Regions from separate parts of the Homo sapiens genome. Here all the other regions are linked to region 1. The links are chromatin contacts, found by Hi-C or POLR2A ChIA-PET in ENCODE. All regions are on one chromosome and are shown on one strand. The core of a region is the stretch at or near the end of the contact, and the rest is flanking DNA. Distances in the headings are between cores, read along the strand shown. Region 1 holds the start of VRK1 (VRK serine/threonine kinase 1). Region 2 has its middle 34 kb from the start of LINC02304. Region 3 holds the start of GSKIP (GSK3B interacting protein).

Region 1 (3,147 bases), core at 213-2,712:
TCTACCCAGAAATTTAATTCCAATCACTACATGCCATTTTGAAGAACATAAACGTAACCTACATAAAATGACTATATAAAGAACCCTTGCTTCCTTCTGAAAATGCTTCAAAATTCTAGATTAAATTCTCCCCCAAAGTATCATGCTCAGCATGTCATAAAGAAAGGTGCCTTTATTGTCAACTCTTGAAAATAAATGCTGCCCTACTTTTTTTTACTCTTGAATTTCAGTCTCAACAGATGGGCAATTCCAGTTTAAAAAAAAAGAAGAAGAAAAGAAAAACACACACACAATAATTAATGAAGTTCTTCAACAGTTCCCTAAAACCAACATCCTCCCAATAGCAAATTGTATTTCCAAGTTGTTCCAAGAAAGGGACACAGGAAAGGGAAGGGAAGAGTCTATACAAAGGAAAACAAAAATGAGTGACTTGAAAGAAAGGACATCAGAAAAATGGGTGGCCTCAACAGGAACCTATAGTGTCTGACTCTGCTGCTGTCTGTCGAATTTAATTCTACCACCTAAGAGTTTTGAGACGAGAACCACAATACTATTTCGGTGGTAGGAAAAACTATGCGTTGCCCCTGAATGGAGCTGCAACAGTAAAGGATGCCACCCTGCCAGGTAAGGACAGAATGAGGAGGAACTGTCAAACGGTTATGAAAGTCCCTTGCAAAACACACAAGCGGCTCTAACTGCCTTGCACCAGACAGACCCTCAAGTACAGGATCACGGGGCCTCCCCGCGATGTGACAGGGAAATAACGGGCGGCCTCGCGGTCCCCAGGCCTGGCTGCTATCCTCAGGGGTCGGCCTCCCCTCTCAGGTCTCAAGTCAAAGGTCACATCCTCTGAGATGCCCTCCCGGATCACCTAACCTAAAGAGCCTCGCCCCCATTCCTCTAGCCCGCAACTGCCTGTCCCGTTTCTAAGAAAGCATTTCCGTATCCGCAAAACATCGCAGCTGCGTGTGTTGTTTCCCTTCTACAGAGTGAGCTCTGCGGGGCAGGGGCCTCGCCTGCGCTGTTCACCCGGAGCCCCGCCTGACAGAACCGGCTTCCCGGTGAGGCCCGAGGCGGCGTTTGCGAGCTCGGCCGCGACACCACGCGCGTCCAGAACGTGGAGCTCAGATGGGGGCCGGCCTGGCCAGTCCAGGCATCCCCGGGGGCGCCTGCGGGGCCTGAACGAGACAAGGAAGGAGCGGACGCCCGCGCAGGCGGAAGCCACGCGGCGGAGCGCGGTCCCGCGGGGCGACCGAGGCTGACGGCGACTCCCGCACCCCGGTGGACCCACAGGCCGCCCGGAAGGCCCAGTGCCGGCCCCAGCCCCGGCCGCCCGCCTCCGCGCCCCCGGCTCGGCGCGCGAGTCCTCGAGCCGTGTCGCCTGCGGCCTCCCTACCCTAAGCCGCAGACCCGTCGCGTTCTGCCCAGTACGAACTTCCCGCCGCTTTCGCCGACTCGTAACTCGGCAGCGGCGCCGGCCCCTTCGCACCCTGCAGTATGGAGCCTTCCCATTGGCTCGGAGGCGACGAGGAGGGGCGGGACGAGTGGTAACGCGAGGCGCGGGGCGGAGGCTACGCTAGCCCCGCGCCTCCCCGGGAATGCCGGGAGCTGTGGTCCAGCGCTCCCAAGGCATCCTGGGAGTTGGAGTCTCTTAGCGGCAAAGGGAGATCCCCGTCCTTCTGCTCCCTGGTCTTCTAGGAAATGTGGTTTACAGCCTTGTTCGTAGTAGCTTGATTTATTAAGTGTATTGGCAGAGAGTTGGGTGTAAAATAAGTTTCCTGTTTCTGTTAGGATTAAATGAAATAATCTATAGGCAGTACTTTAAACTTAGTTGGTGCTCAATAAATAGCAGATAGTGTTAGTATTATTCTGCCCACTCATTGATATGTGTCTAAATCCTACCTGTTTTTCGAAGCCTATTTCAAAGCATATCTCAATGTCTACCTAATCATCTATAGTGTTTCATCTGTAATCAACGTATGCCACAGTTTGCATTGTGTTTATTATTTATTTTTATTTATTTATTTTTTTGAGACGGAGTCTCACTCTGTCGCCCAGGCTGGAGTACAGTGGCACAGTCTCGGCTCACTGCAAGCTCCGTCTCCCGGGTTCACGCCATTCTCCTGCCTCAGCCTCCCGAGTAGCTGGGACTACAGGCGCTCGCCATCACGCCCAGCTAATTTTTTTCTGTTTTTAGTAGAGACGGGGTTTCACCGTGTTAGCCAGGATGGTCTCGATCTCCTGACCTTGTGATCCGCCCGCCTTGGCCTCGCCAAGTGCTGGGATTACAGGCGTGAGCCACCGCGCCCGGCCGCATTGTGTTTATTATAATCAGCTAAGTCTCCATCACCCATGAGGCTGAGAGCTTATTGGGCACTGGGTCATTGTTCTAGGTCAAAATCACTGAAGTCACAGGCAGAGGGAGATTAACAATGAAGCCAATGAAGCGTAAGCTTCAGGACCTCACTTGCGCAGGTCCCTCAATGAGTTTACATAGCTTTGGGGGTTTATTTGTCGATTTTACTTTTCTTTTTCTTTTTTTTAAAGATATAGTCTCACTTTGTCACCCAGGCTGCAATGCATTGGCGCGATCTCGGTTCACTGCAGCCACGACCTCCTGGGCTCAAGCAATCCTCCCACCTCAACCCTCCGAGTAGCTGGGATTACACGCACAGGCCACCACTTCTGGCTAATTTTTGTATTTTTTGTAGAGACAGGGTTTGACCATGTTGCCCAGGCTGGTCTTGAACTCCTGAGCTCAAACAATCCACCCCGCCTCAGCCTCCCAAAGTGCTAGAATTACAGGCATGAGCCACCACACCCAGCTGATTTTTCTTAAAGTAGATCCCCCAAAATTATGTGAGCTTCAGTCCCTACAAAACCTGGAATCACTCTGTCCATTAGACAGGGCAATATTGTGCCTGATGTCTTACATTTTCCCCTCCAGATACCCTCATCTGCTCCAAATACTTCTCCTGCCTGCCCTCTGCCCCAGGAGGCTGACCTCTACAAATTACTTCGCGCTCCCTGTGCCCCCTGGCTTTGGGGCGTGCCCAGTGGAGAACCCCACAGAAGATTGGAGGAAAAAGAAAGGTTGGTTAGAGTAGGTTAAGCCCCTGGATCCTGACTGGCAAGGTCACCTCCAGT
Region 2 (3,096 bases), core at 112-2,611, 320 kb before region 1:
GCTAATTTGGGATGCTTACAGAGGTCACAGGGGTATAGTCATCCCTTCTATGGGCATGAGTGTACAACTGTAAGTGCTGAGCATCATTTTAACAACTATGCCAAAAGAACAGCACAGATCAGAAATACGCACTTACAGGAGAAAATTTGCAAATGGTCGCACTGTTATGTGAGTGAGCACCTGTGGCTTGGGACATAGCCTCCAGAGGAACATAGATTTGAAGGGTGCTGTTGCTCAAACAACTCAGACAATCATGCTTACTGGTGTCAAGGTAGATTATGTAAGCTTCAAGTAACATGTAAATATGCACATATATATTATGTGTAACTAATATGCAAACCCCCATGAAATGTTAAGAGAGGAAAAATAATCTTTTTAAAATTACTATTTTATGTTGTATGAAATCTTAATTATATGTTAGTAAATTAATAAATTGATTATTCCAAGTTGATTTTTTAAGTAGTCAGCAACACTTTGTGGGAGATCTTTTCATTGAGAAGATAAGGGATGACATGACACTTGGGTTAATCTCATATTTATGTATGTGCAACTTACATTGAAACTCACCAGTGTGGTCATTTCTAAGTCAGCTCAACTAATTTTATATGAAAACGCTGGGAGAAATGTCAATGTGGCATCCAGAGTAGACAATGTGTGCTAGACAATCTCTTGCTCTTTTCTGTACCATCTCCTCTACTGCAGAGACTGGAAATGTGGATGCTGCATTTCTCAGCCTCTGTGACCAGCGGGGTTACACAGTAGGTTCTTCAATGAGAGGTGCTCATGCAAGATCTGGAAGACGGGAAAGAAGGAAGAGTCATTATTACCCCTGAAGGGCCATGAGGAGCCAGTACTTTTGCAGGCAGCTGGCATAAGGCTTTAGCACTGATGGGTCTCTGGGCAGCCCCCCATGAACTGCTGATTTCAGTGCTGCAGGATCTGAGATTGCTGGAAACTGTCCCTGCAATTTCTGTAGCTCCTGAGTTCCTAAGCTGTTTGTAGCCGTGGCTTCCCTGACCTTGCAACCCCAGGTCTTCAAATCATTTCAAAGCCTCTACTTCCTGTGTTGTCTCTTCCTCCTTGAGATACTCAGAGTTACTTTAGTTTGCCTGATGGAAGTGTCACTGATACAGATTGTCAGCAGATCTCTCTGATTCAGGCTTCAGCTGCCCCTGGCCTTGGTTCTTGGCCTCTGAGACTCCTCAGCACCACCTGCTCCCCTTTTTAAAAATGTTAGAGTGGCATGAAATGGATCAGTGAACAAAACACAGAGTTCCCCATCATTGCTGGTGTGCCAACGAATACCTCAAGTTCACTAACCACATACGTGATGTGGGGAATCTCCAGGAAGGGGGCCCTGTGGGTCTATGAGTCAGGCCCCACATTGAGACTCTGAAGCCAGAAACCTGAGCTCTTGAAGAGGCTCAGCGCCTTGGGTAACCTCTTCTAACCTCCTCCCCTGGATATATATTTTACCTGGCCCCTCAAAATTGACCTGTGTCTGCAAGCCCAAGGTGAGTGCAATTTTAGTGCCAAAGCAACGCCACCATGGATGTAAGGAGGCTAGGCCTGAAGGCAGAGCAAAAATGAACTTAGAGAAAGTGAGAGCCACAGTCCTTCGCAGACAGCATTGGCTTGGGGCAGGGTTCACTTTTTAGAGGAGGGAACTAGAGCAGTCACTGTCCTTCCAGAAAATACCCTCCCCTGGTGTATTAGTCTGTTTTCACACTGCTGATAAAGACATATCCAAGACTGGGCAATGTACAAAAGAAAGAGTTTTAATGAACTTACAGTGCTGCGTGGCTGGGGAGGCCTCACAATCATGGCAGAAGGTGAAAGGTACGTCTCATGTGGTAGCAGACAAGAGAAGAGAGTTTGTGCAGGGAGACTCCCATTCTCAAAGCCGTCGGATCTCATGAGACTTATTCACCTGGGAAGTCTTTTATTCTTCCTATTGCTGCCGAGTCAGGCGAGGTCTCCCTGTTCTTCCACCCCTCCCTGGCCTGTCATCTACTTAGTGTCGCCGTCTGTCTATACAGCAGTCAGCATTTCCCAAAGCCAGCATGTATTCAAGGGAGCAAGAAATTATCAATTTATTTATATTTTTGTAACTCAACTGAATCTCTATTTGGGGTCTATATTAGTAAAAGCACAGCTTCAGTAGAGGCTATAGAGGTATAGGCTCTTACGACATTGAGTTCCCACAATATTTCCTTAAATAAGAGGGAGGTTTATTTCTCTCACACATCGCAGTCCAGAGCAGGAGGGAGCTCTGCATCTCTCCCTGGAGTGCCCAAGCTGGTGAGATGTCTCTGCCATCCTCGATGTGAGGCTCCCCATCTCTGGCTCTAAGCTGGGTGGCTCAATTGTTGTCATCACATGGTCAAGTGCAATTCTTCTGCCGTAGGTTTGAAATTGCAGACTTTGGAGGGTGAGAGACACATACAGGGTGGGAGAAGAAGCTTCATTGTTAAGTACAAGAAACGAGAGTTGCACACACCACTGTTTTCATATCCCATTTTCCTTGAGACAATGGGTAGAATAGTGGCTCCCAAAGACGTCCTTGACTTAATCTTCAAAACCTTGAATATGTTGCCTTACTTGGCATAAGAGACTTTGCAAAGATGTTTAAGGTTAAGAACCTTGAGATAAGGGGATGATCTTAGATTACCCAGGAGGGCTCAATGTGTTTGTGTGAATCCTTAAACACGGAGAAGGTTTCCTGGCTATAGTCAGTCAGAAAGGCATGTCATGACAGAAAAAGGATCAGAAGAGAGAGAGATGTGAGCTTTGAAGATGGAAGAAAGGGCCATGAGCCAGGGACTGCATGCCTCCTTAAGAGCCAGAAGGGTTAAGAGAATGGATGCAACTCTGGAACCACCAGAAGGAACACTGGCCCTGCCAACACCTTGATCTTAGCACAGTGAGACTTGTATCAGAATTCTGGCCTCTGAAACCATAAGAAGGTAAAATTGTGTTGCTTTAGGTGGCTAAGTCTATAGAAATTTGTTGCAGCAGCAATGGTAAACTAATATACCTTGTTACATGACCCTACCTAGCTACAAGGGAAGCTAGGAAATGCAATCTCTGGCTTGG
Region 3 (2,838 bases), core at 185-2,684, 430 kb after region 1:
GTGGCATGATCATAGCTCGTACGATCCTTTCTGATATTTGAAATTGCAGGCACTCTATGGATAGCGTCAATGCAATTATGCAGCCTCAAAGTCCTGGGCTCAAGCGATCCTTCCGCCTCAGCCTCCACAAGCAGGTACCACCATGCTTCCGTTTTAGAACATAAACTCCTTGAAGGTTCGGCCTGATTCTTGACACTGTTCACATGATCAACTGTGGTGACTTTCATTTAATGGACCTTAACAAATATTTCTGAATGAAGAGCAAGGGAATCTAAGTTACTGAGAATACTTGAGATGAGTCTACAAAGAATGAGGGAAATCAACAATCCAAGCAACTGCATACAAAGTACCCTGGTTCTAAAACGAAAAGGTGGTTGTGGAAAGGGGAACCAGATGTTTCTCCATCTACCAATATTTTGGGCTGTATTTCCAAGGCATTCATGAAAGTTGCCGAGACAGTAAACATTTCACTCCTTAAACTGGTCGTCTTAATTCACTGTGATTAAACAGCTGTATGTTTCAGGACTCTGTTCAGGTTCGTGCCCTACTCATATCATTTAATCTTCCCAACAAATCCATGCACATAAGATTTTAATCCGCTCACACTCGGCAAAGGAGGCAACGTGGGCTCGGGGAGGGCAGTGGCCGCTCAAAGTGGCTGGGCGGCTAATAGGTGTCAGTGCCGGGATTCTAACGAAGGACATCTGGCTTCTGGGCCATAGAACACCCGCACCCAGGCCTTTCGAGGTTGACTTAACTTAACAGCCGGCTCCGCCTCTGCAGGAGTTACCTCCCAAAAGGCAGAAATACGATTGCGCAGACTGCCAGAACAGCCCAAGTTCTTCACCCAGGTTCCGGCGGGGTCAGGAGCCTTTAGCATTTCTCAAGGAATGCAGTTTTGCCCACAGATGCTTCGAAAACCCAAGTTTCCTGATCGTTGCTATGACACACCCAGGATTAAGCGAGCGTATGCGAGAAGCGCTCTGCAAACCGCCAGGCAAACGGCAACGAAGAAGCTGCCTCAGAAACAATACCTGAATGAGGCGGGGGCCGAAGAACTTGCTGACAATGGGCACCGGTCAATGCTCGGGTGCGGGCGGGGATGCTCGAGAAGGGCTCCAGTCCTCCCAGCGGAGACGGCGGAGCCCCAAGTGTGCGTTTCCGGGGCGCCGAGGTCTGAGGGGAGCCGGGAGAGCCAGGCCGGCCAGACCGGCCCCCAGACCCCTCTTAACACGGGCGCGGGGCCCCTGCAGCCTGCCGCCCCTCTCGGCCCAGCCAGCTGCATGGCGTCGCGTCCCCATCCGGAAGGCCTGACGGCCCGCCGGCGCCCCGAGCCCCTAGCCCTTCTCGGGGGCCGCCCCTCGCCCGCAGCCACCCCGGCTGCCGCTCACCTGCGCGCCCGGCGTCCTCTTCTTCCTTCCTCCGGAGGCGACTGGAGCCGACCGGCGGTGCCGCCCCCTCCCTCCCCGCCTTCTTCCGCCCCGCCCCCTCGGAGCCGGAACTGCTCCAGCCCCCGCCCTTCTGCCCGCCTTCCGCGGCCCCAGTGTGGCGTCACTTCCGCCAGCGCCCGGCGGCGCGCCGGGAGTCTGGGTCTCGTGAACGCGCCAGGAGCGTCCCTACAGCCGGGAACGCGCCTCGCGGATGACAACAAATTCGTCGCGCGGCGGCAGTGGCGGTGGCTGCCTCAGCCCCTGCCGCCTCCTCTCGCGCTCTCTTGCACTCTCTCCGAGCCGGTTGGGACCCTCCTCGGAAGTCCCCTGGCCTGGGGCCAGGAGGACCCCTCTGCGTCTTGCCTCCGCCAGGCCCAGCGCGAGCGGTGCGGCGCCGGCGATGGGGTCTCCCTGAGGGACTCCCGGCACCAAATAGGGATGGAGGGGCCGCCCCAGGCTTAGGCCCCGCCGCGGCCTGGAGCCGGAGTCGCTACCCCGAGGCCGGAGCCGTCGCAACCCGCAGCCGCAGTCAGCCCAGCTGCCAGCAGTCACTATGCCTTGGCCGTTTTCGGAGTCCATCAAGAAGAGGGCCTGCCGGTACCTCCTGCAGAGGTACCTGGGCCACTTTCTGCAGGAGAAGCTGAGCCTGGAGCAGCTCAGCCTGGACCTGTACCAAGGCACCGGGTCCCTCGCCCAGGTCCCCTTGGACAAATGGGTAAGAGCTGCCGGCGGCGAGCCGGGCGGGGCTCGCTCCCCTCTTTAGGGCGCTTTGAACCAGTGCCATCCAAGATTGGTGACAGTCAGTCCCTCCTTGGGAATTGTTTGGACCCGAGTGTGACACGGCTCAGAGAAATGTGTTAGAGTGTTGTTTAATCTGTTTCTAACAAGTTTGCTCTCCTAAATCACGTGTTCCGGAAACTTTAACAGATGTAATGGAATCTACACTGTGGGAATAATTGAGTCAGTGCTTCGGGGGTCTGTGAAGCAGGCTCAATAGGTCCGTGGGAGGAGGTGACCAGAACTGTCCCTCGGGATGTGAGGGGCCGCAGGGTTTTGTGGCAAACAAACCCTGCCTTGTGGGATGACATTCTGGAAGGATTAAGGATGAAGAGGACCTTTGGATGTCAGAATCCCTAGTTATTTGTTTTGGGTTGGCTGCTTGCGCACCATGTTTGCCTTGTTTGTCATCGTGCAGCGTTTGCCATCTGGAAGAAAGTTAGGTGAAGGCCTCTTGTGCCGGTTTGCCTGCTTTTGCTTGATTATATGTTTACAAGATAGGTTTGTGTATCCAGCCTGTGAATGGTCGTCTGGCCCTAGTAGTGCTGTTGAGTTATGCCTCTTTGCTCCACGTGACAGATCGTAAAAGCAGGTGTTGCAAAAGCGCTGAAGTTGCAATTTTCAGACATTT

Evidence for each region. Hi-C counts contacts between places; a loop is a spot of excess contacts on that map. ChIA-PET counts read pairs that join two places held with the same protein, here RNA polymerase II (POLR2A). Pooled maps may share reads with other maps.
Region 2: a loop to region 1 is called in a map of naive thymus-derived CD4-positive, alpha-beta T cell, with 8 times the contacts of the local background. The contact joins the enhancer-like site here to the promoter of VRK1 in region 1. A Hi-C loop is called at or near these places in 3 of 168 maps with a recorded cell type or tissue (CD4-positive, alpha-beta memory T cell, HCT116 and naive thymus-derived CD4-positive, alpha-beta T cell) and 7 of 50 pooled maps. POLR2A ChIA-PET finds 5 or more read pairs at or near these places in 2 of 52 experiments (activated CD8-positive, alpha-beta memory T cell and activated naive CD4-positive, alpha-beta T cell).
Region 3: a map of CD8-positive, alpha-beta T cell shows a loop between it and region 1 (18-fold over the local background). The contact joins the promoter of GSKIP here to the promoter of VRK1 in region 1. A Hi-C loop is called at or near these places in 6 of 168 maps with a recorded cell type or tissue (CD4-positive, alpha-beta T cell, CD8-positive, alpha-beta T cell, OCI-LY7 and 2 more), 10 of 37 single-sample maps with no recorded cell type and 23 of 50 pooled maps.

What each region holds. Positions count from the first base shown.
Region 1 is chr14:96,795,697-96,798,843 of GRCh38, reverse strand. VRK1 (VRK serine/threonine kinase 1) reads right to left here and starts at 1,462. Exons shown (of 13, transcript NM_003384.3): 1 at 1,397-1,462. RefSeq lists an enhancer at 605-1,136 and silencers at 1,081-1,370, 1,381-1,580.
Region 2 is chr14:97,118,941-97,122,036 of GRCh38, reverse strand. No RefSeq gene overlaps it. Among named protein-coding and RNA genes, the nearest start is that of LINC02304, 34 kb to the left of the region's middle. Within about 2 kb of position 1,361, at least 2 of the 41 ENCODE cell types and tissues checked have a DNase peak (open chromatin) inside an H3K27ac peak, as active enhancers do.
Region 3 is chr14:96,362,122-96,364,959 of GRCh38, reverse strand. GSKIP (GSK3B interacting protein) reads right to left here and starts at 1,434. Exons shown (of 4, transcript NM_016472.5): 1 at 1,392-1,434. ATG2B (autophagy related 2B) reads left to right here and starts at 1,619. Exons shown (of 42, transcript NM_018036.7): 1 at 1,619-2,145. The coding sequence starts at 1,984. RefSeq lists a silencer at 1,162-1,511 and enhancers at 713-1,533, 1,454-1,748.